Regions from separate parts of the Mus musculus genome. Here region 1 is linked to region 2. A link is a loop called in an ENCODE intact Hi-C map of the cell type or tissue named here. Cell type or tissue: left cerebral cortex. All regions are shown on one strand. Each heading gives the region's core, and the rest is flanking DNA. Links, peaks and the distances in the headings are about the cores only.

The links. A loop is a pair of places that touch in the nucleus more often than their neighbours do. Peaks named below come from ENCODE experiments on the same cell type or tissue, not always from the same donor. Only the 100,000 strongest peaks of a DNase experiment are listed, where the experiment ranks them.
Region 1: a loop joins it to region 2, with 2.5 times the contacts of the local background. A loop is called at or near these places in 2 of 42 quality-filtered maps.

The regions. Positions count from the first base shown.
Region 1 is chr14:67,824,140-67,839,894 of GRCm38, reverse strand. Dock5 (dedicator of cytokinesis 5) reads left to right here. Exons shown (of 52, transcript NM_177780.3): 9 at 267-348; 10 at 3,452-3,581; 11 at 7,605-7,677; 12 at 11,392-11,534; 13 at 15,170-15,295. Among named protein-coding and RNA genes, the nearest start is that of Mir6539, 28 kb to the left of the region's middle. In left cerebral cortex, for the core only: a CTCF peak has its summit at 8,706; no DNase peak of the experiment used is centred there.
Region 2 is chr14:67,927,111-67,942,865 of GRCm38, reverse strand. Dock5 (dedicator of cytokinesis 5) reads left to right here and starts at 9,294. Exons shown (of 52, transcript NM_177780.3): 1 at 9,294-9,574. The coding sequence starts at 9,532. In left cerebral cortex, for the core only: CTCF peaks have their summits at 7,134 (motif pointing left) and 8,613 (motif pointing right); DNase peaks (open chromatin) are centred at 8,621, 9,022, 9,517, 9,856 and 4 more places; H3K4me3 peaks cover 1,570 bases; H3K27ac peaks cover 681 bases.

The DNA.
Region 1 (15,755 bases), core at 4,084-12,083, 100 kb after region 2:
GTAGGACAAAGACCCCAGACAAAAGAATCTTATAAAATCCCATGTCTGGGCCACTGTGAGCAGTGTCTGCCACTGTATAGGATGTCCCCCATAGCAGGGACTCTTCCAAAGGCAGAAGCCCCATGGGAAGGTGTGCATGCTTCCCCAGTCCTGCCTTGCAGTGGGACACTTCTGTCCCTTGTTTTGACCCTTGCAAGTGTATCTGTGAGCAGCCTCTGTTCCAGATGGCCTCTGATTAAGAGTCATTTCTTTTCTTTTCTTGCTAGTGAGAACTACCTAATTCGCTGGGGCAGTAACGGGATGCCCAAGGAGATCGAGAAGCTGAATAACCTGCAAGCAGTGTTCACCGTGAGTCCTGCCTCCTTCATAAGACGTTTCTGCATTCGTTTATTTTCTGTGTCTCTGTATGCGCATGTGTGTGGGCGTGTTGCTGTGGCGGTCAGAAGCCCATTTGCAGAAGTAGGTTCTTTCCCCACTGGGGAGGATCCAGGGATAGAACTCAGATCCTCAGCCTTGGCAGCAAGTGGCTTTATCCATGGAGTCATCTCACCAGCCCGGCCTCACTTTCTGTTTCAATGTTTTCTTACAGTGGATACAGTGCTAGATATATGGAAAACATAAAGGCAGAAAGGACAGTCATCATTGTCCAATGAGTAGGGGTAACACAGTCATTTAGTCACTTAGTGAACACACAGTAGGTACCACATGCTGATGTGCACACTTGACCATTTGTGAGCAAAACAGGGAAAGGGACTGTGTCCTTGAGCAGCGTTTGTGCTGGTGGAAAAGACAACCGTCAACGATAATGACACAAGCCAGTAAATATGAACGACATGGACAATCCTGACGTGCTACCAGGGGCTTTGCCAGAGCTTTGTGCAGGGAGGCTGCGCTTTAGCTGTACGTTTATTTATTTCATTTTTGTTCTCAATTTTATTGCAGTTAGTTATTTATTGATTTTATTATAATGATAATGGTTTCCTCTTCTTATTGTCTATTTTATTTTTGAGATTAATGTAATTACGTTATTCTTCCCTTGTCTTTGCTCTTTCGTGGCCCTCCCATATAACCTCTCCTTGCTCTCTTTAAAATTCACAGCCTCTTTTTCCCCCTCCTTAATTGTGGCTACATGCATATATGTGGATTTAGCTTTTTGTATCTGTGTTGTTCCCAGGTGTCATAGTTCATGTGCAGAGACTAGGGGACAGCCTTGGGTGTTTTTTTACTGTCCTCACCTCCCACATTGCTTTAAGATGAGGGTCTCGTTGCTGTTTATCATTGCGTATGCAAGGCCGTTCTGAAGAGTCTCCTGTGTCTGTCTCCCATCTTACCTGAGAATGTGAGGGTTGCAGGTGTGTGTGCTGTAGTACCCGGCTTTACAGGAGTTCTGAGGACCTGGGCTCAGTTTCTCATGCTTTCATGGCAAATAAATACTTTATACACTGAGCCATCTCCCCAGCCTTGAAGCTTGTGCTTTAAATAGATTGATTAAGTTAAGTGCTGGGCATGGAGAACTGTGGTACGGGCACTTCCTTGGTAAGCACTGGGCCGAAGGTTCAGTGCCCAGCACTCCAAAACACATAAATAGAAGACGTTTGAGTAAGACAAGTTGTAGAGCATCAGCTATGCTAATTCCTAACTGGAAGAAGAGCTTTCAAACCAAGGTCACAGTGAGGGTGAATGTGACCCAGTCCCTTCCCTGCCGGGTGCTGCAACCTGCAGCTCAGGAGCATGGCAGTGTATGGGGCTGTAGTTTGGACCTGGCAACTGTCTTCCTCATATTTGAACTTTCTGAGCTTCTCCCACTTTTCTTTTTAAGGACACACTCTGGGGCCACCAGGGGACCTGGGAAACCTTGACGTCTAGGTCCCTAGCTCCTTTAGTGAGAGAGCTCCATCTCCTACCAGTCCACACAAGTGCTTCATTTCCTGCTCTATCCCGAGTCTAAGACAAGGAAAGCCCCAAACCCAAGCTCTAGTGACACCTAACTATGCCCCCCCCTCTGTCAGCCTCCCAGCTCCAGGACACACACAGGCTTCTCTGTCCCTACACAGAGCCATTCCTGGCTCTACCCTCTGCAAATGCAGACATAGATGTCCCCCCTCCCCCCCCCAAGACTTTAGTATTTGTTCAGTTTTGAAACAAAGTAAGGATTTCCCTGTAATAATGGTGTTTGTCAGACCACGTGGCTGGTTCTTACAGGCATGGTTAAATCTTTGGTTTATCGTTTTAATCAGCCTTAACTTACCACAGCTGCAGTTGCTTTTTCCTTTCCTCCTCCCCCACCCCCGCCCCCAACACCCTCTCTCCAGTCAGCCAGAGGGTCATCTAGTATGTAAATTTCATGTCTAGCCTTTTCAATTAAATAAAATGTGGTGGCCATTTCCTTGGTCATTAAATAGTCTTCAGGACTCGTTTATAAACGACTATGTATTATTTAATGATATCAATACGCTACGGTTTCTAGAACCGGCCACCCAGTGACTTTGTCTTCTATTAATGGAAGGTTTGCAGAACCTCAAGCAGAGATTCAGGGCAGGTGATTGCTGGTGTATATTGCTGTCTCAGTGATGTGTCTCTAGCAAATTACAGGGCGTAGATTTGGAATGATTATTTGAAAAGTGGCTTTTGATTCAGTAAGGCTGGGGCTGCTGTTGCCTTGAAGGGTTCTGAGATATAATGAAGTTATTTTTGATGTTAACTAAATGAGATATATGAGCTCATTTCTGGCTCATTTGCCCCTCCTTAAGAACACACACAGGAGCCTCAGCTCCAAATAGGAACAATTACACACACACACATACACACACACACACACACACACACACTCCCCTGTTGCTATTCAGTGTTCATGGAAAGGGCCTCTCAGGAGGCCTGTAAGGAACCTCATAAACCATACTGGGATACACTTGACTCTGGGATTGTTTAGAAGATGAGCTGAGGGTGAAGAGTGGGGGATGGTGGATACCTGTAATCCCAGGAGGACAGAGGAGAAGGCATCAAGATCTGTCAAGGCAGCAAGTTCAAGGTCAACCTCAGTTACTTAGCAAGATCAAGGCCACCCTGAGCCCTTTCAGGCTTCTGTGGATGCCCAGTGAACATCAGCATCGTGCAAGTTTCTATGTCACTTGACCCTGAGATGTGTCTTCTACTAAGATGTGAAGCAGAAGGACCCAACACATCAGAGAGCATCTTGGTTAATAACCCCTTGCCCTCCTCCCTACCTCTCTACCTAGAGGTGTTAGACTAAGTCTGATGTAATCTTAAAATGCTAAGTTGGAACCAGGGAAGAAAAGAAGACTGTTTTATAAATAATTAGAGAGTAATTTTCCCTGTTCTCTGTAATTCTTAGATGGGCAGAAAGAGAGGCATTATTGTGGTGGTTTGGCATGGGGTAGTGCGCTCCAGGCAGGACAGGGCAGCCAGCCTCTCATGTGTTCTCTGCTTGCAGGACCTCAGCAGCACAGACCTCATCCGGCCACGCATCAGCCTCGTGTGCCAGATTGTCCGGGTGGGCCGCATGGAGCTGAAGGAGGGCAAGAAGCACACCTGTGGGCTCCGGAGGCCCTTTGGAGTAGCAGGTATGATGAAAGCCTAGAGTCCAAGGAATATGGTATCGCTTCTAGGGACGCCCTTCTCTGCAGTTTCTAAAAGACCTAAATGTAGACCCATCATCTGATCTCATATTCGAGAGAAATCCCATTTTAGGTATATTCCCAAAAGAACTGAAAGGCAAGGTCTTAAAAAAACACCACCTTCACAGTGGAATTATTCACAAGAGCCGAAGGGGACTATGTGCTCGAGTATACATCAGTAGATGAATGGATAAATAAATATGGCATAGCTATTGAAAGGAGGTTCTATTCTGCCTTAATAGGGAAGGAATTTCTGACTCACGCCACAGTATTACTGAATGTTGAGAACATTGAGCTAAGTACAATAAGCCATACACACACACACACACACACACACACACACACAGACACAAAACTCACCGCTGCAGGATTCATTTATATGAGGTGCTTAGAAGAGTCAGGTTCAGAAGCTGTTGAATAGGACTGGCAGGGCTTGACGAGAGAGGCAAATTGCTTTTTGAGGATAGGGTTCCCTCTGAGAAAATGAGAGTTCTTGTGGTGGATGCCGGTGATGGTTCCATAAGGTTAGTGTACTTACTTCCACTTAACCACTTAACGGTGGCTAAGACGGCAGTTTCTATGCAATGTATATTTTGCCCCACTTATAGCAATGAAAAGAGATGGAGAAAAGAAGGTGGCTGACTGGCTGGAGGCAGACAGAGATAACAGGGCAGCCCCTAAAGATGGGAAGCAATGGCTCATGTTGTTGTGGTTAGTCTTAGGCACACACCATTCATGCCCCAGGATGACCAGTTCTCTTGCCTTGACTCTTATGTCCTTGTGTAGCCACTGATTGTGTTTCCCTTTTGTGCCCAGTACCACGTTTCACACATAGTAGGACTGCTTGCTAGCAGGTGCTCTGCTGATGCACTCTGACTCACTGCAAAGTGTTTTCCATGCTTAGGAGACTCCTTTCTCAAAGGTGACTTTGTATCACTAAGGGCCTTCAAAGAGAATCCTTAGCTTCAATTAGTCCTCAGGATGTCCCAAGAAGTCCTTGTGATGGTTTGTATATTGTCGGGAGTGGCACTATTAGAAGATGTGGCCCTGTTGGAGTAGGTGTGTCCCTGTGGGTGTGGGCTTTAAGACCCTCATCCTAGCTGCTTGGAAGCCAGTATTCTGCTTGCAGCCTTATTATGAAGATGTAGAACTCTCAGCATCTCCTGTACCATGCCTGCCTGGATGCTGCCATGTTCGTGCCTTAATGATAATGGACTGAACCTCTGAACCTGTAAACCAGCTCCAATTAAATGAATTGCCTTGGTCATGGTGTCTGTTTACAGCAGTAAAACCCTAACTATGACAGAAGTTGATACCAGGGACTGGCGTATTGCTGTGATAGGCCTGACCATGCTTTTGTTTGGAAGAATGTGGATTTGGGAACTTTGGATTTGAAAAGCAGTGGAATGCTTTAACTGGGGCTTAATGGGCTATCCTGGTTGGAATATGGAAGACTTTGTTACTGAGAGTGATTTGAACTGTGCAGACCTGGCCTAAGAGGTTTCAGTGGAGAATATCAATATGTGGCCTAGAAACTGTTTTTGTGGTATTTTGTTGAAGAATGTGGCTACTTTTTGCCCTTGTCTAAAGAATTTGCCTGAGGCTGAGGTGAACAGACTTAGATTAATTGCACTGACAAAGGAACTCTCAAAAAAGCCCACCAGAGACTTTATTCTCTTTAAGGCTCATGTAGAATGTTTTGAATAAGTTTACCAAGCTTAAAAAGGAAAAATATAAAATATGTGTTTCAAGTATTAAAGGGGCACCAGGAAGTGAAATGAAACTGAATCCTGTGTTCTAGGAGATAACAGATTAAGGGATTTGGGGGCAAGATCCGCTAGGATCTGGATCTTCAATCCAGGCAGGCATGGTACAGGAGAAGCTGAGAGTTCTACATCTTCATCTGAAGGCTTCTAGCAGAATACTCACTTCCAGGCAGCTAGGATGAGGGTCTTCAAGCCCACGCCCACAGTGACACACCTACTCCCACAAGGCCACACCTATTCCAACAGGGCCACATCTTCTAATAGTGCCACTCCCTGGGCTGAGCATATATACCTCTATCTTTGTAGCCTCTTAAATTTCAAGAACAGATATTTGGTCTTTTATTAGGATTTGAATTAGTAATGCTTTTTGAAAGTCACCAATGAAATGTCAAAAATTCGCTCCTGGGACCAGGGCCAGATACCCCATGTTCTTCAGTCAACCCTGAGGCTTCTGTGGATAAGGAGGTGGCCCTCCTGTCCCACATGACCATGTGCCATGTCTTTGGGACTGTCCCCATGAAACCTGCTGCTCAAGGGGTGTCTAGGGAAGCAGCATTGCTTCTTACTGCCTTTTTGAGACACAGTTTCAGTCTGTAGCCCAGGCTGGCTTGGAACTTACAGAGATGCTCCTGTCCCAGCTTTTCAAGTATTAAGCTTCTGGGTAAGTGCTGTCCCACCTTGCTCAGCATTGCTCCTTTATCAAATATTCAAGTAGGATCTCAAAAGATACAAGGAACCCAGCCAGGTCTACTTAGCTGTCTACGTGGCAATGGCAATAGATTTATTTGTCTGCACAAGAAAGATGTATTAGAAGTCACTGCCATTTGTAACAGGCCAAAGAAACGAACACTTAAACTTGAGGCTTTTGTCTTCTTCTCTGTGTTAGCATATGTATGTTGAGGCTTCCTTCTCCTTTTCTGTGTTAGTATATGTATGCGTGCAGGGGAGTGGGGGAGTTGTGTGTATCTGGGTAGTGAATGCAGAGAAGACGAATTCTAATTCGTTCTTAACCCTGATGATGATCATTAACGAAAGTTACATGTCACGAGATGATGAAACCCTAAGAAATAGGTTTCTCAGCATTTTTGATACAGTTTTTTATCAGGTCCTATTAGGGGTAACAGCAAGCTGCATGTGATGCCCTACTGTGTGCCCCTTCCAGGCAGCACTATTCCCTGGCCTGGTGTACTGTATTGTTTGGAGTTCTTTTGGACATTACTGTGTTTCTCAGTCCTCACTCCTTTTGTCTACAGACAAACTATCTGGGATGTGGAGAAATGGATTGCTAATGTGTTTTACAGCCAGACTGTAATTCATTAACCATGGTTTTCCCTCTTACCAGGGCCTTGCCTCATATCAGCCAGCTGCTTTGCAGCTTGCTTGTTAATCCTCTCTGTAGCTGGGCATAATGGTTATGTGATTTAAAGTGCTCATTGTTAATTCATGCCCTGGTTTTGCTAAAAACTTAAAACTAATTGTGTGGATGTGGGCTTGGTAGTACCTTGCTTTCCTGGCATGTGCTAGGCCCTAGGTTAAGTCCAGCTGGTCCAAAACAAAACAAACAGAGCAAATAAACACAGATAACAACAACAACAAAAAAAACCAAGACTTGTGACCAAGAGCAAGTTAACCCTTCCCATTCTTTAAGGTGGGGCTCCTCACAGCTGTATAAATGAGAAAGTGAAGGCTTACAGCCTGGCTTTACTGAAGTACACTCCCGGGGATGTGGGTCTGTTGGGGGAGGGGGGCAATTGCTGGTAGTCTGTTCTATGATACTCTTAAAGCTGGTGTAGATATCAAATCAAAGACACAGGTGGCCACTTCAAATCCTGAGTTTCTCTCCAGACCTTTAAATCTTCTGACAGACCTGCTAGAAATATTAATTCTCATTGGCTTTCAGTAAAGGCTTATCAATAATCATCATAATAATTGTAATGATGATGATGATGTCTAAGTTTTCCAGGAACACAGCAACTGAGTCTTGCAGAGTTTTGAAGGTGTGTCCTGCAGGGTTGGATATAGAAAATCTGAGCCTTTCTTGGCTTGTTGCCCTGCTGGGCGTGGTATAGTAAGTGGTTGCTTGGTCCCTGGTCCCTTTCTTCTTGTGGCATTCTGTGTTTGCTGATACCATCCTCTTCTATACAGCTCAGGGAGGCATGAAGGAAGCCATTAGTGTTGCTAATGACATTTGTCTCTCTCCTAGTGATGGATATTAGTGATATTGTACATGGGAAGGTGGATGATGAAGAAAAGCAACATTTTATCCCCTTTCAGCAGTAAGTATCTGCCACGCATCCGGGGTGACCCGAGGTACAGCTTAGCCATTCAAGTGGGGCATGACTGGAGAGGCAGAGCGGGGCGGGGGGCCCCTTTCTGTTCCTGGAAATATGAAGGTAGTTCTGCCGGAAGAATGTGACCTGGGCCCTCTGCAGAAGACTTTATTCAGGGGGCTTCATGTTGGGCTCAAAGAGGGCAAACTGAACATTTCCTGACTCGGTAGAAGGAATATAACATAAAGGGCACACACGCATCCATCTGCACCGGAATCCAGAGATGATGTCATCTGATTGTTAGAGGTGCCGCAATGCATCTGTCTTCTGTTGTGTTGAACAGGTTTGACTAACAATCACATGTCTTCTCAGACAGGATGATGCATATCATTTGTCAGGGAAATCTTGTTAGAATCAACATTTGCTCTCATTTGTAGGTCTGCCTGCATCTGACAAGCTTCTGAGGTGCTGGTCCAGGGACCGTACTCATAGTAACAAGGGATTAGACAAGAAGAGTATGCAAGGGACCTAGACAAGGAACTGGGGGACGCAGTCTGGCAGTACAGGGCAGCTGGGACGTTGTCCCTAGGCTCTATGCTGGGTTGCAGGAACGGGAGCCACCCATGCAACTCGGGAGTGCAAGCAAGCAAATCTTATCCTGTAACTCTGACAAGTTCTAGTGGGAGCCTTGACTGCTCTGGCGTTCAGTATACATAATGGTGGCCTAAGAAGAGGGCAAAAAGTTTTTGGAGTGACCCCTGCCAGGGATTATGTGCCAGTTACAGCACATTGTCTCATCTAACTTGCATGGCCACTTCAGAATGATAGTACAAACGGATTTTCAGAAGCCAGCCTCAGGATATTTGAGTGAAAAGATCTTTTAAAAACTACATATAAATGATGCTAGAAAGACGGCTTTGTGGCTAACAGCACCAGCTGCTCCTCCAGAGGACTGAAATTTGGTTCCCAGAATTTATATTGGATGGTTCATAAGCACCAGAGGATCTGATGTACCCTTGCTGCCCCTGCAGGCAACTCCATGCATGTGACAGACACTCACTGAGACTTACACACGTAAATAAAAATGTACCATTTATACATACGCATACACACAAATCCTATTGCAAACGGACAGAAGGACATAATTGTACAAGAGAAAGTGTCTTTTAAATCTTAGCTCAGTGTTAAGAAACACAAATCCAGGGAGCTCTCGCATTATAATGTATACCAACACAGTCTTAAGTAATTAAGCAGAAAATTGAACAGCTTAAGATCTTAAATGCTACAGGACCATAGAAACTATACATGGTACTGAGCTCTGGAAAGCTGTTTTAAAGTTACACATCTCTATTTTCAAACAACAACAAAACAAAACAACAATAAGAAAAAATAAAACAATAAGAAAAAAAACCCACAGATGCCTGTAATCCCAGTTACTTAGAAAGCTGAGGCAGGAAGATTATGAATGTGAAGCCAGCCTGTGAAGCATAGTGGGATGTTGTCTAAAAAATAAATAAGTAAACATTTTATATAGAGACAGATATCATGGACATTACATGTACATATATAACTTTCATATCCATGAATGCTACTCATATACACACACACATATACATGCATACATACACATATATAACTATATCAAGTTCTGTATTCATAGACAAAAAAAACCTATCTGAAGAATTCCTTTCTTTATATTCCCTTTATGGTAGCTTCTACCTTCAGTGTCATGACTTTCTGCCCAACTTCTAAACCTCCACCCATGCGGCAGCAGTGAACTCTGAGATGGTCCTGCGGAATAGCATGTGCTTTTGTTAAAGTTCCCAAGGAGCCCAGCCCTAGTTTGATTACTACCCAGTATGCAGCAAACGCCACTATATAATGGTGTTATGTTCCCCCTGGCAACCCTGGGGCCTGTCCTCCCATTTCCCTAAGCTGCAGTGACTTATATGTGAGTTCTGCTAGTCCACCTAGGGAGAGTCATTCACAGAAAACAGCCCCCCCCCCCATTTCCAGCCCCATGTTCAGTATGCTTTATCATCAGGTAAAAGGATGTGCACAAAGAAAGCTGTCTGGTAGGCAGAGAAGACTAAAGACCATAGTGTGGCAACAGGATGATATTATAGTTGGAGATAACTTCAAGAGAATGGGGGCTGTGTTTGGTCCTTTGGCCTCACTCTTAGTGGACCTTACCTGATGTGCTAATTCAGCTGGATCTCATTTGCTGATTGGTCACTGCAATCCTAAATTTAAAGTCATCGAATATCTCAAAACACCTTCCCATTATCCCCTGTACATACTGTATCCACGTATCAAATGGCCGTGTGGATGTGGGCCTCCCAGGGGAGTAAGATCCTATAGAGTACTCTGTCAGGTGGAGCTAGTCCCAGGAGCCAGGTCTCCTGTCCGTTGGCTAGTCCTTCTGTCCTATCCAAGCAGCCAAGTCTAAGTGCCTCTGACTTTAATTGCTTAACTTCTCCTTAGTCATCAGCTTGAACTTCAGTGTTTTAACACTTGGCCATTGTTGCCCACCCCCACTTTCTTTGTCTTGTCATTTCCCTGACATGTTTAAGAAGAGGAGGTGGAAAGAGTCAGAGGACCAGGGAGTTTGCTGTGAGACTATGTCTCCTCGTAATAAATAAGGAGTTGCACCCCTAAAGCCTTATTGGCATGACTATCCAAACATGCGCTGAACAAGGACAACACCAATGGACATGCCCAAGTGGACAAGCAAAAGCCTATAAGGCCTCAATGCTATACAAAGAGCTAGCTAAAGACAACTGAGGAAAACTAGGGGCCAGAGAGCTGTTCTTCCGTAGGGAAGGCACACAGATCATCCCTCCAGTTCCAAATGGTCAGCCTTGAAAACATCCAGGTAGTGTTGTATGGCCTGAACAGGATAGTCATATGTGCATGCAATAACAATTAGTGAAGAGAGAGGCCATGAGTTTGAAGGAGAGCTAGCAAGGAAGGGTATGTGGGAGGACTTAGAGGGAGAACATGGAAGGGAAAAATGTTGGAATTATAATCTCAATATATATGATATTTACATATATTTGTGTGTGTGTGTTTGTATGTATACATACATATATACCCATATATGATCAATGGAAGAATGAAAGGAAGAAAGTACCAGGGACAAAATTACAGCAATTTACATAGTTGACCTTATTTCCTATTCTGTTGCCCAATCCTAGATTAGAAGTGTTGGGCAGCATTGCATGCCATAGAACAGAAGTGTCCCCGTGAGCCAGGCAGAGGAGATTGGCTTATAGACAAAAGCAGAAAGCAAACCTGGGATTGGTCATTGCTCTTATGGCAGGGACAGAAGACAGACAGAAGGTAGCTACCTGGTGGGTCAGCTTCAAGTCACTTCTGTAGGTAACTTTTCTGGGGGACTTTCATTGGTGTATTTGCTGAAGCCAGCCTCTTTGGGGGGTTAAGCTGCAATTGCTCCATGCTGAGATCTTAGAAGATAGTCTACTTTACCAAAGCCTTGCTGCATTTGCATTGTGATGAACGAGTCCATGTTGACTTTAGCCCGGTCTGTTGGGGGACCACGTGGGAACATAATCCAAGACAGTGGTTTCCCACGAGCCCTCTGCTGAGGCTTGTGTTTGTATTTCCAGATTGCTCCCCCAAGACCTCCACGTTCTCAGGACACACTTTAGATATTTTCTCTACTTCTGCCTTCCTTCTTACCTCTTCTGTCTTCACCAGAATTGCCATGGAGACCTACATCCGCCAGAGACAGCTCATCATGTCCCCCTTGATAACCTCCCACGTGATCGGAGAGAATGAGCCACTCACGTCGGTCCTAAATAAAGTCATAGCTGCAAAGGAAGTGAATCACAAAGGACAAGGTACACAGGCTGCCCGGTGAGGGGACTTTGGGTGGGGACCGGGGAGGGAACATGCAGAGCAAGGTCCCTGCCCTTTCACCATCTACTCTGATACCAAGCAGCCTCCCCTGAACACCGCCCTTCTCAGATATCTCCGCATTGAAGATCTAAAACCTTCACCTTTTCTAGTGGGATCAGGGTTGGATTTGTAAGTTCCCTGGAACAGACACTCCACCACCACCACCACCCCCACGAGACTGTTTTTCTGTCCTCTCTTCCCAGTGATAACTCCTCAAAGTAAATGTGCCAACAGAAAGTGACTCAGGAGTGCATTTGTAGTGTGTCCTCAATAAACTTACCCCTTAGCTGTGCTTTCCGAGACTCGAAAGAGACGGAATGATCCAAGTATCCGTTGATGTGAACTTGTAGGCTACCTGGCAGAGCTTGTGTATCTTCTCTGGAACTTGCGCGTACCTGTCTTTTGATAGCTTCAGCTAAGAGAAATTCTTGTGGAAATGTTTCAAATTCAAATAGTAAGGAATAATGGTCACAACATTAAAATTCAAGTGCCAAGGTGGCGGCCAAACTTGAAAGGCTCTCGAAGTGGTGCCACCTCTTTTCATTACTACCCTATGACACTGTTTAAAATGAAATCAAGCAGGGAAACAGAGTTTTCAGGGTGTTCACAGTTGTTCAGGTAGAAAGAGATTGGAGCAGTAAAGAACCTGAACACAAATAACTAGCTCCCCCGTTTATATATGTTTGTATGCATGTTTGCATTTGAATGGGCACTCAGAGTAGGGATGTACATGTGTAGGCTTGAGTCTCACTATTTCACTAATGGATCTAGCTTAATCTAGAAATCCCTGTCTCTACCTCTTGAACACTGGATGTATAGCGAGCCTTCATGCCTACTAGTGAGTCATGGGTGCTGGGGGTCTACACTCAAGTCTTGTGCAGCAAGAACTTCACATTCACAGCCATCTCCCCACTCCCTTGCTCTTTAGATCTTTTAGCTTAAGATTATAATTTTGATTAGAGTAGAACATTCTTATACTAGTGAGATTGCATTTTACATAGGATTTCCTTTTTGGAACAGAATGGAAAACAATGCCATTCCTTTCTTGCTCTGAAATAGAAAAAGTCCTTTTCAGTTGTCTTTTTATCCAGCACAAATATCTCTTTATTTTTGTGGTTGTATAACATTCTAATGTTTAAAATGCTCAAAGCCAAACTTATAGCAAATTTAATTTAAATATTTTGATTGGATTTTATTTCTCTTTGACAGCTGAGTGATATTTCTTTCCATAAAGTAGGATTAGTTTTCTGCGAGGCTGAGCAGGAAAGTGTGGGTTTATAGACAGAGAAGGAAAAGGAAAGAAGGATGGATACATGGATGGATGGATGGATGGACAGACAGGAAGAGGGGAGGAATGAGGGAGAAAGGAAGGGAGGGAGGAAAGAAAACATAAAAATCAATTGGTTTGGGGCAGTAAGAAAACCAATCATATTATTTTTAATGTCAGGACTGAAACACAGCAAGTAGCATCCTGTGGCTTGCAGGAGCCTTTTAAGGACATCTGGACATTATCTTTCTCTCCTGATACCTCAGAAGGCCAGATAACAGTTTAGTTTCCTTTTAAAGCTATGACCAGAGTGACTCCATTTTGCCATCTAGCCTGCTGGGGGTGGGGTGGGGTGGGGTCCAGTTCCTTGAGTAGACTCCTACTCAAGGAGTTTTCTAGCTGCTTAGTGCTGTAAATGTAAGCCACCCTGCTATGAGTCTTTCTGTATTGAAGCTTTCTATGAGTTTAGGACCGCTGCTTTGGGACTCCCAGTGGTAGGACTTCTGGGTCCGTGGTGGGAACAAGCTTCAACTCAGATGGATGGTGCAAGTGCTGCCTGTCCTTTGTGCCAAGCGTGCAAATTCTCTCCTGTCTGAAAGGTGGCAAGTAGACAGTGGTCCTCATGTATTTAAATAAGCACCTCCAGTTTGGATGGTCTAAGAGATACATGAATATCCTACCATCTCAGATTTTTTTTAAAGGAAGATAATTGTAATAAGAACTTATATTCTAGCTAGCCCATATAAAAGACACACAATCCTTATGCTTTATTTACAAGCTATAAGCCTAGATTGGGTAGGTTTGGAGCTATTCTTACTTACATCTCAGCCATATGCCCCTTGATACTTGCTGTTTACCCTGGCTACATGTTCATGGTCCATCTTCTCTCATGGCGGCCGCTTCCTATCCTGATCTCCCCTGTCCTTTCCCTTCTGGTCTCTCCTGAGACCCTTTACTGATCCTGAAGTCCCATCTTTCTCTCTCTACTGCCCAATCACAGGCTTTTTTAGCCTTTTATTGACCAATTAACTCGGGGAAGCAAGTTTTGCACAACCAAAGCTGGTGTACATGAGCATTCATTCTTCTTAGGGCAACCAGATCTTGGGGGCCGGTATTTAGCATTTGAGTACATAGCAGCACCAGACCAACCCCAACAGATAATTATTCTTCTATCTTCTCTAAAATGCACTTGTTTCCAGTTTTTGTTTTACAAAACGTAGATGAGCTTCTGCTTCTCTGTGAATGTGTATTCATGGCAGATTTCTTTGTGAGGGTCTTTCTTTATCACCAACATCGCTTTGTGACTTTGTATTTCAATTTGTATATTGATACTTAGTTTGCACTTAGAATTTGTTTCTTTAGTTTAAGAAGTGACTAATTCAGGGTTTGGAGAGGAATTAAGAATACTTTCTGTTCATGCAGAGGACCTGAGTTTAGTTCCCAGTATTCACATGACAGCTCACACAGTCTAACTCTAGTGCCAGGAGGTCTGATGGTCCTTCTGCTGGGTCATCAAGCATCATGTAGTCCATGGACATGCATGATGCAAGTAAAACACTTGTACCCATAAAGTAAAAAATAAATAAATAAATAAATCCTGTAGTTGTCAGAGATTTAACAACTATTCACTTTTTTCCTTTCAGTATTCTCTTGCCCTGTTTATTTCTTTATTAGCCATTTATCTTAATTAAAATATAAGACATTAAGTTGCTTCTGTCTTAAGTACTAAGAAAATGTATATGCTTGTGTGTTTGAGTATCTGCCACATGTGTGGATGCCCACAGAGACCAGAAGAGAGGTACTGGGTTCCTTGGGGGTTACAAACAATTGTGAGCTGCCCAACACTGGCACTGGAATTCAAACTTAGGTCCTCTGGAAGAGCAGCAAGAGGTCTTAATCATTGCACCATCTCTCTAGCCCCTGACATTCATTTCTTTTTTTCATGATTTGCCCTGACTCTGACATCCCTAATTAGATTTCCATGTTGTGTGTGTATATGTAATGGTTTCTAATAACGTCTATTATTTCTGGCACCACCACCACATAATCTTACACTTGGAGCAAACATACTTTGGTATCAGTTGGGATAATCTTTACTCTTTTTGTTCTCCACTGAAGTCACCAATATCTGTTGACTTCTCAGGTAAGGAGGCCTCTTGTGAGTTTGAAGGAAACATCATCAAAACGATGTTACCCAGGGAGGATTACGTGTTTATTTGAGGTGTCTGATTGGTCTCACACGAGCTTCTGTGAGTGTGTTGCAAAGATTATAAGAGAACTGTAAGTTTGTCCCCTTTTTTCCCCTTACAGGTCTTTGGGTGTCCTTAAAGTTACTGCCAGGTGACCTCACACAGGTGCAGAAGAACTTTTCACACCTGGTGGACAGATCAACAGCAATAGCACGGAAAATGGGCTTTCCAGAAATAATCCTGCCAGGTACACACCTTGCTCGAGTTTCCATTTGTGTTTTCTTTTTTTTTGTTTTGTTTTGTTTTGTTTTTGTTTTTTTGTTTTTTTCCATGTTGGAAGAAAGGATTACCTCTACTTGGACAGTTGAGGCAATATGAGTCTCTAAGATGACATCATTTAGGGTTAGTGGCATCAAGAAACTGGTGACAGGGTTGCAGCACTCTCAAAGACTGCTTATTAGGCAGGACCAAGAAAACGCCTCTAAGCATCTCAGCATCCCTAGATTACTCTTTCCCATCCTGCTCCACAGATGTTTCTTCCAACTTGACTTCCTTCTCAGGAAACAACCCGGAGGCCTTCCGCCCAGGAGATTAAACTACTTAATTGACAAGTGCCTTGCTCCTCATGTCACCTTCTATGTTGGGTCTCTGTGCTCAGCTTCGTCTCTGCAAGATACTCTGTTTTTGTCCTCTGACCTCTGACTGCA
Region 2 (15,755 bases), core at 4,248-12,247:
CTCAAATAGGGTTAAGGTAGTTTCAAAGGATAAATTAGATTTTCCACCTTTTTCTATGGACAGTGTGATGCTTTGAATGAGAAGTGGCCCCCATAGGCTAGGGTACTTGAATACTTGCTTCTGAGTTGGTGGTAAAGATTTAGGTTGTGGGGCCTTGGAGGAGAAAGTGCATCACTGGGGTCAGGGGTAGGTTATTTAGCCTCACCTTACTATCCTCCTACACTTCTCTCTCTCCCTCCCGCCTCATCTCTCCCTCTCTCTCCCTCCTTCCCTCCCTTCCACCCTCTATTCTTCCCTCCCCTATCTCTGCTTCAAGCTTTTGCTTCAGATGTGATTTCTCAACTTCCTCCTCCTGCCATCATGCCTGCCCCATGCCTCCTGCCATGCCTCCCGCCATGCACACCACCATGATGTACTCTTATCCTTTGGGAACTCCAAACTAAATTAAACCCTTCCTTCCTTAAGTTGCTTTTAGTCATGTTGTTTTTATTATTCAACAGAAAAATAAATGATACAGAGAGTAAATGTTGTATTTAACTGACTTATTTATCAAGTAGTCAAAGGTATTTGCTGTTCCAATTAGTCATATTTTTTACAAGTAATATTTTTACTCCTGTTACTTCTTTGCTGTTTAGTTAACTCGAGCTTGGGTTTTCTTTTCTTTTCTTTCTTTCCTTTTCTCATTTTTTTTAATTTACATTTCCCAGGGAAATGTTTTACATTATGATTCTTCACAATTTATTTTATAAGACTTGTACATGACTATACTCAGTCTTATATACTATGGTTTCTCTACAACTGTGGTTCTATATTTTCCTTTTATTCTTTATTTTTCTCTCCTCCTCCTCCTCCTCCTTCCGAGGGAACATCTCCATGTAGCCCTAACAGTCCTGGAACTCACAGAGATCCTTCTGCCTCTTTCTCCCAATTGTCAGGATTAAAGGTGTGTGGGCACCACGCCCAGCCTTTTCCTTTTCATTCTTGAGTAAATTCCCTAAGCCGTTCTTCCTGATAGTACACTTCTACTTAAAACAGTTTATAGAAGATTGAGTTAACTACTTGGCTCTTTGAATTCTCCTGCTGTTCTCATCTGGGTACAGAGTTCCTTCCATTTGAATTTGTATGCCATCTTGAAGACTTCTAGCCTTTGCACCAAGGCAAAGAATTACAAGAGCAATTTGCAAACACACAGACTGAGATTCTGGGAGGACTTTTTGGCAAATCACAGGAAAAATAAAAACCACCTCCCAGGGTTTGCCTGGCACTTGAGTGTGCCAAGACCATTTTAACAAAGGGACACTATAACAAATAGACCACTTCTAAGTCGGGTTGGCATCCAGGAAGAACTGAGGTGGGCTAATTTTCCTCCTCAGGGGCTCTCTGCAAATGTGGCATGCACTGTTTAAGGGAACAAACCCTGAGGTGTAGTATTATGGGAGGGAGGGGCCTGTTTAAATAAGAACACCATGCCACAATAAGATGACTAAGAAACCACATAAGTAATGAACTCCAGGAATCCGCCTGCCAGAACTGCCCTGCTGAGTAAGGCAACTGTTGCAAAGCACTTAAAGACAGTTGGTTATCTTGAAAGGAAAGGGTTCCGGAGTCCAGGAGCCTTGCCCAAATATGAACAAGGCACTTGGCTGAAGCTACGTCTTGAGACTGGACTAGGCGGAGGACAGTTCCTAGCACTGCCAGCATCCTACCCTAGATCTAGTTTACACTATTCAAGGGTTTTGCAAGCACATGGTTTCAAAGAGCACCTTCCAAGATACAGGAATTGAAACTCTTGCCATGGAAATTAACAGCTCCTAAGGCTCTGAGTCACTTTTATTGTGTCTGTAACAATTCTACCCTGTCTGCCCTTTCTCCCCAAAGGGTACACACACACACACACACACACACACACACAACACACACATACACACACACACACCACACATACACACACACACACACACACACACACACACACACACACACACACCACATATACCACACACATACACATCACACACATACACGTACACACACACACCACATACACACACACACACACACACACACACACACACACACACACCCCACATACACCACACACACACACTAGCATTCAAAACCATGAATCTTAGGGATAAAGAGCAGGTAGGGGTAACAAGTAGCTGTTGCAGGCTAGTTGACCATGAACTTGCCTGTTCTGCCTTCTAAGCCCCTTCGGATATTTCTGGAAGACCCTAAGCTATTCCTCTAAGGACTGACAAAGCAACCTGGCTATTCAATCTTCTGCCTAGCCTTCACCAGGTGAAATCTCCACACCCATCTGGTCCTTCTAGTCTAGTCATGGGTATTGTAACATTTCCTTCTAGTTCCTGTCTCTCATGGTGGTGGTAGTGGTGGAGTCATCCACTGAGATGCCCCTGTTCCCTCTGGAGGAGTCTGCTATGGCTACTAAAGCACTCTTGTGTGTTCCACTGTCTCATAGAGAGTTGGTTTTTGGTTGTCATCATCGTCACCATTGTCTTAGTTAGGGTTTTACTGCTGTGAACAGACACCATGACCAAGGCAACTCTTATAAGGACAACATTTAATTAGGGCTGGCTTTCAGGTTCAGAGGTTCAGTCCATTGTCATCAAGGTGGGAACATGGCAGCATCCAGGCAGGCAGGAGGCAGGAGGAGCTGAGAGTTCTACATCTTCATCTGGAGGCTGCTAGGAGAATACTGACTTCTAGGCAGCTAGGAGGAGAGTCTTAAGTCCATGCCCACAGTGACACACCTACTCCAACAGGGCCTCACTTGCTAATAGTGCCACACTCCCTGGGCTGAGCATATTCAAACCATCACAGTCAAGTCTTTTGCCTTCATTCAGAATAGACTTCAAAGAGGCTAGGTCAGAAGTTAATAAAAACAAAGAACCTGGATTCTCACTGCTCTTAGACACCCCACAGTCTCTGGCTTCTCAACCCCACCACCACACCTTCTCCGTCTCTCTCATTGAGAAAAGGTTTTATTACAGAGGTCAGCCTACCCTGGAATGTACCATTCTCCTACCTCCACCTCCAGAGCTCTGGGATTACGTATTCATAACCCTCTCCAGAGCCTTGTGATTTCTAAGTCAACCTTTACTACTTAGGGCTCTTTTCTCCCAGTGACTTTTCTCCCAGACCCTCATGCATATACTTCCAGTGAGAAAGTTTTTCCTTTGTTACCCTACTCCTAGATGTGCCCCAGCCATCCCACCTACCTAAGGGTGGTGGGGATCCTGTTTTTTTTATTTTTGTTTTTTAAGGGCCCAAGGGCCAAGTCAGCTTATCTGTTGCTTTTATATAGCCAGGAGTTATAACTGTTTTTCACTTTCCTAAATTACTGGTAAATAAAATCCAAAGAAGGCTATTTCATGCCTATGAAGATTATGTGAGATTCGGATACAAATAAGGTTTTATTGAACAGAATCGTAGTCATTCATTTACACACTGACTGTGGCGGCTTTCCTGTCTCAGCGCAGAGTCAAATAATTGCAACTAAGTCTTTATTTTGGTCAACAAAGGTGTATACACACACACACACACACACACACACACACACACACACACACACACATACACACACACACACACATACACACACATACACACACACACACACACACACACACACACACACACACATACACACACACACACACACACACACACACACACACACACACACACCTTTCCAGAAAAAAGGCCAGTGATCTTCAGTTTCCAGCAGGGCTCTGGGCTTGTATTTACTTCTGTCTGACACTAATTGACTGTGCAGGCAATTTTGTGCATCTTCTAAACCACCATTTCCACATTTGTTAGGTGAAGAGAATAAGCGTTACATCCGGGGTTCTCGACCTGTGAATCATGACTCCCACAGGGGTCACATATCAGATATCTACATTACAATTCATAACAGTAGCAAAATTACAGTTATGAAGTAGCAACAAAATTTTATGGTTGGAGGCCACCACAACATCAGGAACTATATTAAAGGGTCACATTATGAAGGTTGGGATCCATTGAGTTACTGCATTTATTGTGTCGGTAACAATTCTACCTCATCTGTCTTGAAGGAATGCATGGGTAGTAAAGAAACCAGGTATAAGTGGCCACACATGTTCCTTACTCTATAATGGCGAGTGTCTTCAAAACTGTTCTCATACTAAATGAAATTTCTAGATTAAGATTTTGTTTTCATGCCAGATAGGAAGAACTGCTGAATGTGACAGTCATGGAGACAATATCGTCCAAGTGTCACCGGGATCAAGAGCTGGTGAACTTCACTCCTACTACAGATATAGGTCAAGTGTAAGGGGACGATTTCCAGCTTTTTGCTCACAGCCCACGAGATTTCCATATTACCTCCTAACTTTCATCCTTATCTCATTTGAACAGTTTTACTAAGTTTGTTTTAAAAGGTTTATTTGTTATTTCATGTTATGTGCGTGCCGGCATCCATTTATGTGCCCCACATGCACACAGGAACCCACAGAGGTCAGAAGAAGATGCCAGATGCCCTGGAACTGGAGTTACATGTGTTTGTGAGCTGCCTTGCATGGCTGAAACAGAACCCGGGGCCTCTGCAAACGCTAAGTGCTCTTGACCATGGAGCTATCTCTCTAGCTCCTATTTTTTGTGTCTTGAGACTGGGTTTCATGTATCCTAGGCTGGTCTTGAACTCTTGATCCTCTTATTTCCATCTTCTGAGTGCTTGGGTTACAGGTGTGTATGACCCTGCCAAGCTTTATGAAGATATTTTTAATGTACATACACGGACTTTTCAAAAACCATATATACTATTTACAACTATATAAATGTAGTTCTTTTTAAATTGAAGAGCTCTCATCTGCCTCACACGACTGGGAACGTGTTACAGTTTCAACACACTGATGATTAATTTAAAATTCTGTGTCTGTGTTTGTGAGTGCTGGTGTGTGTGTGTGTGTGTGTGTGTGTGTGTGTGTGTGTGTGTGTATCACATGCGCATGAGGCCTGCAAGCTTCAGGGCAAACCTCCTGTCTCTACCTCCTTATAGAGATCTCCTATAGAGTCCCTGGGGTTACAGCACACCATGGCGCCACGTCCAGCTGTCCAGCCGCTGAGCAAACGAACTAATGATTTCTTAATGCTCTTAGCATCAATTTCCTCCGCAAGGTGGGACCAACTTATGTAGATGTCTGTGACAAAGGACATCCTAGAAATAAAACTGTGAGGGTCTTGTTTTGTAGTGTGAAAAGAGGTTGAAGTGCTGACCAAGCATAAATCTTCCCACAAAGGGGATCAAGAGAGGGGTGGTTTGAAAACCACGATTCTTGTGCTAACTTTTAGGGTCCACGTTGCCTCCAAAGATGGCAGACCCGAGGATGAGGATGGTCTGGCGATGCTCAGCACCTGCACAGTTTGGCATTAGAGCGTCATGTGAGCATCTCTGGGATGCCTGAGGAAGTGTTTGTGGGGATCGAAAGAGGAGCCCCTTTGCCCCATTCAGCTCAAGGGTCCCAAATTCCAGTCCATTTCTTGCTCCACTGCATTTGCCTGTAAATGCCCACAAACCTCTGCTTAGAACCAGTCATCATTTGTATTTCTCGTTATTTCCTGCACTTCCAGCAGCAACTCATCTCCCTATGTAGAAAAAAAAAAACAAAACAAACCAACACCCACAAAACTGTCCTTAACAGAACCCATATCTTCTCACAAGAAAGTTGTGTCAGTCAAACTTGGTAAAATAGACCTGATTAATGGGGAAAGTAGAGCCCTGGCTAGCCAGCTGTCTTCGTATCCTATATTAGGTACTGTCAGGGATAACTATAGAATTCAAGTCAATTAGCCTACCCTGGAAATTCATTTCTCTTTGTTTCTTTCTCTGGAGCTCCCACAAGCACAGATGTGAATATTCTTGTGTGCAAGAGTTGCTGGTATCTTTATGGGCTTTAGACTCTAGATAGCTGCAATTGTGGAATTAATTTCTCTCTCTCTCTCTCTCTCTCTCTCTCTCTCTCTCTCTCTCTCTCTTATGTTTTTCTGAAAAGACACCAGAGGAAAAGGAAAAAAATAATTCTGGGAAACGTGCTGTTATTCCACCCACCCATCTGGTCAGCTGTCTAATTTTAAACCTCATTTTAATAACAAGACTTTGAATAGCTGTGCTTTTATGATTTAAATGGACTGGGAATGGAACCATCTGATATCACAAAGTGGGTGGACTTCAGTCTGCAGAGGGAAAAGAATAAACACACTGGAAGTTTCTTCCATTCCCTGCAACTCTTTTCATAAAAGCAATCAACGATTGCAAAGCCTGAAATCTCCAGAGTCCAAATTCGAACCTGAAGTTTTGGAAAGATCAAAGTGTCAATCAATTGAAATGGTTCTGGTTGAAACTAAGTTCCACTGAGTAAAAGGATTAACGCTCCTAGTGTTCATTAAGTGAAAAGAGAGAGAGAGAGAGAGAGAGAGAGAGAGAGAGAGAGAGAGAGAGGAAGGGAGGGGGAAAGAGAGAGGGAGGGAGGGAGGAAGGAAGGAAGGAAGGGAAGAAGGAAGGAAGGAAGGAAGGAAGGAAGGAAGGAAGGAAGGAAGGAAGGGAGAAAGAAAGGAGGGAGGGAGAGAGGGAGGGAGAGAGGGAGGGAGGGAGGGAGGAAGGAAGGAAGGAAGGAAGGAAGGAAGGAAGGAAGGAAGGAAGATAAAAGCCTGCTTAAAGAACAAAGATCATCACTTCCCTGCACACAGGCAACTGAGGCAACTCAGGGCAGCTCCTGCCCCAGGGCAGCCCAGACCTAAGCTCCAGACCAAGGTTGACAGCTACTAAAGGTCCAAGGGGAGTAATAGCTGAGGGGGGGGGGAGTAAGTCCTAGGAAATACTCAAAGGTAAACTTTGATCCAAAGCAGAGGATATGCACAAGGATGCTATCATGGAAGATCAACAACAAACAGAAATGACAGCTGTGATCACCAGTCGTTCAAGCCCCGGGTCATTCTTTACTTTATCCCTCACACTACAAAATCAAAATTTGTAGAGCCTATGTGCATCTTTGACTGGTAAATCAGAGAGGCCAGTAAGCTTCATAGAGAATCCCTCTCTGCTCGCACTGTCTTCCTGTTGGCGCCCCCTTCAGTTTATGTCTAGAACTCCAGCCCCTTTCACAGCAGCCTACCATCCCTGGCGTTCTCCATTAACTGGCATCCTTAGTTAGCCCTTTAGAGTCAGTCGGTTCACACCACAGCAGACACAGTTGGACAGTGTCTGGTATCCCCACCGACACAAGCCCGAGAACCTTTAGAATCTGTAACAACACAGGAAGTCCTCGTCCGGGTCATGGCCCTCCTTCGCCGGTGCCTCTTGAGCCAAGTTTCCTGTTTCGCTCAGATCACTCGCTGTCCAGGATTCTATGCCAGTTTGGAGCCTGTTAGACCTGCTTGGTGGCCTTTGTGTTTGCTGTCCATGTGGTCCAGAACACTCCCCCTTTTATCATGGGGTCATCCTCACTTCCTGTAGTTCTGCCTTTCAGTCTCCCCTTATCTCAGATGTCTTTCCAGATGTTTCTGTGTAAATCTCTGGCACCCACACTCCCCATGTTCCTGGCTAGGGTTTCTCTTTGCAGGCCTAGCCTCCTTTGGCATGCATTAATTTCAAGTCTTAACTTCTTCCAACAGCTGTGTGAAGGTAGGGGTCTCATTTACCTCACTACTGAACCTCCATTCCAGGAACAGTGCCCAACACATAGTAGGTCACTTAGGGCGGAAGGAAGAGAAATTATCTAGCTTGGGTGGTTAAGTCGATCACAACATCATTGACCTAGAAGAAGTTATTTTTGGGGAGATGGTGGAAATCTTTGTGGATGTCAGGTCTACACTGATGGAAATATGTCTTGCTGTGTATTATAAATAGATTCCTATTGGAACTTTTTTCTTTCTTTTTTTAGAGTGTTTCCTTAGCCATTTTTAATTTCTTCTTTTGAGAACTGCTTAGTACAGTAGCTCAGTTTGTAGTTTGGTTGATTGCTTCCCTATTGCTTAGAATTTTTGGTGATTTTATTTTTCTAAATATTCAGTATTAAGTATACAATGAACATGTAACTTTAAATCACAAAGGAGATAAATGACACATTATGTAATCATACTCAACTTTAAGATCTCAACTATCAAGAATAAAAACTGGCATTAAAAAAAAAGAGATGCGACTGAACCACTTTAAGAAAGATGGCTGAAGCACGGTCATAAGTACCTATTGTTTCTTTCAACCAGGACTTTAAGTTCAGAACTTACTTTCTCAGGAGGAAAACCAAGACTAATATATATATATATATATTCAGGCATGGTTTGCAAAAAGTCATCAGAGTTCACTCATCTCTAATCAAGCATTACTGTCTATTACTGTGTGTTTTAATTACATGTTCTGTTCTTGTCAGGTTCCAAACCGGCAAGAAAGCCTCCACAGACTCCAAGAACAACACAATTTCCCGCAAGAGGTATTTTTCAGATGGCGAAGCTAACTGGTTGGCTGGTTAGTCTGAAATTTTACTTCTAAGTGTGAGGTGTCCTTACTACTAAGTAGCTTTTTCATTCTGGAGGTCTCTCCAAGATGGAAGCGCGTCTCCCCGCCGGCAGAGGGCGCCAAGCGCACCCCTGTGTAGTTTAACGCACAACTGCCTTTTGGAGTCCTCAGTCCCAGGCTGAAAAAGGACAGTGGTGGGAGTTGGGGGGTGGGGTGGTGGTGGTGGTGGTAGATGTTCTGGGGTCCTCCCCACAAGGATGCCTTCTGGGCAGGGGGTCAGTTGGAAAGGGGAACCTTTTGGAGCGAACTTCTTCCCTTAGTGTGAAAGTTTGTGTTGCTGCAACTGAGGAGAAATAAATCCCTGAGTTTGGGGTTTCCGGATTAGCGCTTTGTCAACAGTGTCCTAACGGAGGGTCTTCTAGATTGGATACGTCTACTTCTGAAGCGCCCGTGTCCCTTGCACCAGTTCTCTGCGGACCTTGAAGCTCGGCTTCCGGCTCTCTCGGGGCTGCAGCAGACGCTCCCGGAGGCGAAGGCGGGAGCTCACGGCTCATTCATTCAACAAATATTTACTGAGCGTCCGGAGGCGACCGGTGACTCTCACCAGCTCCTCCTCCGCGCTCGGCGGCGCAGCAGCCCGGGAGCGCTGGGCAATCGCAGAGCCGACGCTGGGAGGACCGGGCGGGCGGCTCCGGGCTGCGGCTCCAGCCGGGCGAGGCGGAGCCGGCGGGGGAGGCGGGCGGCCCCGGGGCGCAGAGGGCGCGGCCAGCGGGAGGAGCCCGGGCGGCGCCGGGGAGGGCGCGCGGGGCTGCACGGCCGCCGGTCCCAGCAGGTGACCGCGGGCGAGCGGGCGTGCGTGCGGGGCCCCGGGCGCGAGCGAGGCGGGACGGCGTAGACGCGGCCGGCGCGCCAAAGTCGTCCAAGTTTTGCCGGAACATGGCGGAGGAGTCCGGCCGGCGCAGCAGCGCTCCGAGCACGAGTGTCTGTAGCCGCTAGCGCCGCGGGGCGAGGTCGTCGCCATGGCCCGTTGGATCCCTACCAAGAGGCAGAAGTATGGGGTTGGTGAGTGCTTGCCCCGCCCCACCCTCGCCCGAGCGCCCGGGAGTCCACTTTGGCCCCGCGGAGCTCGCGCACACTCGGCCACTCGGTCCCGCTGCTGCACCCCGGGAGTCTAGCCCGCTCTGGTGTAAAAGTGCTTTTAGGCTTGGGGACTCTGATCCTCCCCTATCCGAACCCCAACTCTAGTGGCGCACACTGTGGGAACGCGCCAGGTCCCCACTGCCGTTGGTGGCCAGCGAGGGCCGCACGTGGGACGGTGCGCTTTGCGAGTGCCCTTCCCCAGATCCCACTTGGAAGCTCCAGAGTCCCTTTCCCTCTCTCCCTCCCTCCCTGGGACTGCAGTCCGGATCGCAGTCAAAGACAAAATGGGAAGCCGAAGTTGCCAGTAGAGGTGATGGAAGAGGCAGGAAGTGTGAGGCGTGGGAAGGAGGGCAAGGGGGTCCTGGGGCTGTTTGTGAGGACACCCATCTGACCTACTGGCGTGGTTGGAGAGGTGTGACACAGCTTCCCCCCAGGGGCAGGAAGAGGGTAGGTTCCGCGCAAGCGGGTGGCGTTTGTGTTCGCAGTACCCTAGCGCTCCGTCATTGCTGAACTCTGGCCTCTAGGTTTGGATCTGAAACCTTGGCGTTGAGGGGTTGGACCCAGGTGGAAAAACTTTCCACTTTCACTTTTCATTGAGCCAGGTCAGGGAGGAAGCACTCACCTTTAGCCGGACGATTGCCAGGAGAATTAGACTTTAAATGGAGCCTCTGGAATAAACAAGTGTGTTGTGTGGGAATTTTATCACTTTCTCTCAGGTCCACTCACTTGGCGCGTTTGAAATGCAACCCCTTACTTCACTCCTGTCAGCGCACCTCTTTTCCTTCAAGTCCTGGACCCACAGGAACACTGCCTGAAATTATCAGTCTGCCGTGACAGACATGAAGTCCTATGTGCCTATGTAACCGGGACTCAGACACCGCCTTCAGTCTTTAGTATATTATAATGTGATGCAGATTGAAAGCCTGCATATGTACATTTGCAAATATGTATATATACACACACACACACACACATATATATATGCATAATTCTCAACCTTTTTTTTTTTAATTTGTCTTTACTTTTAGAATTTTTGCTCCTCCACATGGCTGTGGGTTACATGGAAAGGTGACATTTCTTCAGTCCCAGATCAGTAGGTCTTGACTTAGCCTTGATAAGTAACTTGACTAGATACCTGCTAGTAAGTAGCTGGTCATTGTGTAAGTGAAATACTGTAAAATGGATGAAGGGTTGGGTGTGACAATCATAGAGCATGCCTAAAGCCCTGGCTTCCATCTTCTGTACCACAAGAGGAAATTAATTTATTTAAACATTATAGAGTACTAATTAATGACTAAAATATGCTTAGCAGTAACTAACCACTAATTATAAAAGGGTCATTTCTAACTTTACCTGGGTTAAAAGTTGTTCCCAACAAGTATGTTTCCGATGGGTTTGCTGTATGTAACCATAGGCACGGGAGTAAGAATGTTTCCAGTATTCCCGTGTTTTGGAGTCAGGTTTTTGGTTATTTATCAGTGGGCACTGAAAGTGTTCGGATAGTGTTTCTAGGGGACAGAGCTTAGCAGAGTTGTTCCAGGGTGTAATCTGGGGCAGTTACTTCACTAGACACAGCAGATCCTGGTAGGTATGGATGCTGAAGCACAGAATATGCGCTGACGTCAGGGATGAGTGTTCGTGGGAGGGGGCGGGTTCTGTGCTCTTGCATTTGGAAGCAGATGTACCTGGCTGCAGGGTCCAGTTGTCAGAGTCCCCACACTGAAGTCCCTCCCCCTTCTGTGAACTCTTCACTGTAGACAGTCCACTCATCTCTGTGGTTAGGTATTCTATGGAAAGTCACTTCTGTGGGACTTCACTCTCCTGTGCTTGTACCCCCATCTACAGGACACCCCTTCCCCCCACACATACACTGCATCCCACACCCCAGCCTTTTTTCCTTGGGGTTCAGTTCTGCCTTCTGCTTTCTTCCTTCACCTCTGCAGCTTTTCACTGCAATCTCTTGATCATACCTTACTTTCTTTCTTGCCTTATTCCCCCTCCCCTACCGGGTGCTATAGACTGCTAGCCTCTTCAGCAGAACAGCTGGGGCTACTGGCCAGAAGCAAATCAGCTTTATTGACTGTTAATGTAGGAAGGCTTAGTTAAGGAAGGTCACTGGTTTCTCTTCTGGGACCCCAGCCCTTCCCTCTGACCCCTTCTGACTAGTGGTTTGTGGGTGTTTTGTTTTGTTTTGTTTTGTTTTTGAGACAGGGCTTCTCTGGGTAGCCTTAGCTATCCTGGAACTCACTTTTGTAGACCAGGCTGGCCTCAAACTCCTGTGTTCAAACCTGCCTCCTGAGCGCTGAGATTAAAGTCATGTAACCACCATTCCCAGCATGACTAAGGGTATTAGTTCTTCCCTAATTGCACATACGTAAAGGGTGCAAGGGTATTTATCGGGAGGGGGAGTCGGTCATCCACGCTGGGGTGAGACTTTCTAGTGTTGAGGTTGCTTTGGGGTCACCTGCTCTTCTCGTGCTCAGTAAGGAAGCCCAGAGAACTCGTCATTGGCTCTCCCAAGTGTGACTTTTGATGGAATTGTACTTTGGTTTGTTCTATAAAGGGGGGTAGATGTTTGCTTATGTCTCTCCAGGGGAAGATTCTGGCAAGTGAAGGTTGTGGGTTTTTATTTCTGCCAGTAAGAGGGTTTGGCCAGGTAAACAGTAATCCTCCTTACAGTTCTGTCCTCTGCAGTTACAGTTTTCAATAGTCAACGGAGGCCCGGATATGATATGGGATATGAGAGAGAGAGAGAACAGGAACGCATTCGTACGACTTATGTTTCCATACATTATTCTATTTTATTACTAGCTGTTCCATTTTTGACAATGCCGATTAAATATCAGTTAAACCTCTCAGAAGCATTTGTGCAGAGCATGTACTTGGAACATGTCTGCTATGGGCAAGGGGGGGGCCTCCTCTGTAAGTGTGTTCTGTTGTGTGCACCCTCGATGCTGGGGTGCCCTTGTAAAGCAGGCTATCGGAACTGTTCTAGAGATGTAAAGCGATTTTCTTCCAGTTAAACTTTGACACCCCACTTGTCCCAACGTGGGTCCTATTGGAAGAAGTTAAGAGTCTGAACTGTTTGGATACCACTGGGTGTATTGATGGTGGGACTTGTCATTTCTGAGGGCTGATGATGAAGGAAGCTATGGGGCGCTTGGTGACTCAGGGCTGCATGGGAGGCGGCCACTCATGGCAGGTCTGCTATGAAGGTGTGACTGTGATCTGCACTTAGGGAAGGTAACTGTCCCCTCTGTCTCCTTCTGTGTTTGCTTTCCCCTTGGTTGTTTTTCAAAAGGGACTGAAAGTGTCTAGGAGTCCTTAGTTCTCAGATACAGTACTAGCTAGTCCACCTTCTAGCATTAAGTGAACCTAAACGGTCACTGTGTACATCTGTGTTATCCAGAAAGGGGGTTGATAGACTTAATTCTTTCAAGTAAGTACTTTTTTTGTTTGTTTGTTTTTGTTTTATTGAGACAGGGTTTCTCTGTGTAGCCCTGGCTGTTCTGGAACTCACTCTGTAGACCAGGCTGGCCTCGAACTCAGAAATCCACCTGCCTCTGCCTCCCAAGTGCTGGGATTAAAGGTGTGCACCACCACTGCCCGGCTCGAGTAAGTAGTTTAATACTAAACATCAGTACTCCAGGAAGAGGTGCTTAGAGCTGAGTGCTAAGTACTTAAGAATAAATAGTTATTCTCTGAATATTTCCCTTCACTTTTCTTTTTCTGTTTTCCTTATTGGCAGTACTGGTGACTGACTGCAGGGCCTTGTGAGTGTTAGGCAGGTGTTCTGGCATTGATCTGTATCCCCAGATACAGCCTCTTTAATTTTCATTATTGAGTTTTGCTAGGTTGGCCACACTAGCCTTGAACTCCCTTAGTAGCCAAGGCAACCCTTGAATTTGTAATCTTCTCACCTCAACATTCCAAGTAACTGAATTTACGGAACTATAGAACCAGGCCTGGTATTTTCCCTTTTTGCTGTTTAAGTGCACAGAGATGTAAAATACTAATATTTGAACTTTAAGCACATAGCTGTGCTAAACATGCTTGTCCCTCTTTAACTTTTAAATCAACCATTCTCAATCTGTCTCTCTCTAAGTCAGGGTCTCCCCGTTGTAACCCAGGCAGGCCTGGAGCTAACTTCCCATTCTCCTGCCTTAGCCCCTGACACTTGGCTTAAGTATATTTCTAAGTCGGCTTCCACACCAGCCATTGGTATCCAGAACAAAGATTATATTCTTTGTGGCCTGTTTGCAGAGCTGTTCACTGATGCATGTTGGGATTTCCGGTATCTATAGCTATAGTGTGATGGGAAACCTTGGGAGGGAGACGCTGGCTTTCTCAGTCAGCCCTTCCACAGTGTCCTTGTCCTTGGGTTGCCCCAGTTAGCCTCAGGCATCGGGCTTTGTAGGACAGATCCTCAAGGGCCAATTTAAGACCTATGCCAGACTCTGGGTCTTTCTGGTACTTTCAGCCTGTGTCCTGCTCCAGCCATCCTGCCTCACAGTGGGCCCAGAATTCCTCAGGCTGGGGTATGACATCAGGGAGGGAATTTCACTGTGACTGGTCCTGTTAGTCTTTTTTTTTTTTTTTTTTTTTTTTAAGGATATATTTTTTATTATTTGTAATCATGTTTATATGTGTGTGGTGCATAGGTATGAGTTGGAGTTACAGGTGGTTGTGAGCTGCCTGATGTGGATACTGGGAGCTGGGCTCTGGTCCTCCGAAAGAATTATGCACCCCTTTAGTCCCTGAACCCCCATTCCAGCCCTCTTTTTTTAAAAAAAAAAATGAGATGAATAGCCCTGGCTGGCTTTGAATTTAGGCTCCTCTTACCTGTGCCTCCTGAATGGTGGGATGATAGGTGGATACCACCACACCCACCTCTGATTTCCTTTTTCTAGACTCTTGTGGTCCAGTCTAACCTTGAACTTTTCTTTCTCCGCCTCAAGTGCTAGGATTATAGCACGGAACTTCACCTGGTCCATGGCGGTGCTGGGGATTAAACCCAAGGATTCCTGCATGCTAGGAAATCGCTCTGTCTACTGCACCACACCACCCAGTGTCTCCGGTTTCTTTCAGAGAAAGGAAGTTAGTACCTAGAGAGGCACAGTGGATTGCTTCACTCCAGGGGTTCTTGGCTTCAGGATTACAGGAAACCCTTTGGTAATCTGGCGAAGCCCTCAGATCTCGTCCACTGGATGAAATTACTGAGTCCAGGGGACTGGAAGTGAGGCTCATTGTACTGAAATACTCGTCAGTTCGTTTCTCATTTTCGGATACCTTATCTTTTATCAATATATTAAATAATAGTGTAGCAACGATAGTTATAATTATTGTGACTTATTGATGAGTCACCTTGATTCATGCACATAGCGGTAATTTCAGATAGGATCTGAAAGTGTCTGTTGGTGGGAATGCCTCAGGTTCTACTAATCCAACCATGGCTTCTGGCCTAACTCAATTGAAGTCAATGCTGGCCACTTAGAAAATCCAGAGGGAGCGTTCTCCTCGAGTCTACCAGTCTCTGGATGTGAGTGCAAATTGAGTCCTTGCCTGAGGCTCACACAACTGATTCGTGTGGAGCCATCTGAGAAACATAGAATTAACATGTGTCAACTGTGTCACTGCCTATGATGAAGTTAGGTATTACACAGTAGCATTCACTCGAGGAAGTTCCTGTCCTTAGTGTGTTCATGTTTTAATACTGAGGCTGAGAGAAAAGGGCTCAGAGAATTAATGTGGCTCAGAGGATTTGTGGGGGTTGCTGTTTTATACTCTTTCCAAAGAAGTGCTGTTCTGGATCCTATTTCTCTATGGTCCAGGGACGTGAAGGGGTCTGGGGAGATGTTTTCAGAGGCTCACGAGATTCAAAAGCTTTTCATAGTGATACTGAAAAAAAATCCTTGGCCCCTTATCCATCCTCATGCTTTGTGGGTGTACGTGGGAACTTGCCTAGGTGTTAAGTGTGACATGGCAGTGGGTCAGCAGGACAATTCCAGATGCCACCTGTGAAGCCAGGCTTTAAGGAGAGCCACAAGAGGCCTAGAGAGATGGCTCAGGGGCCAAGAGTCCTTATGGCTCTAGGAGAGGACCA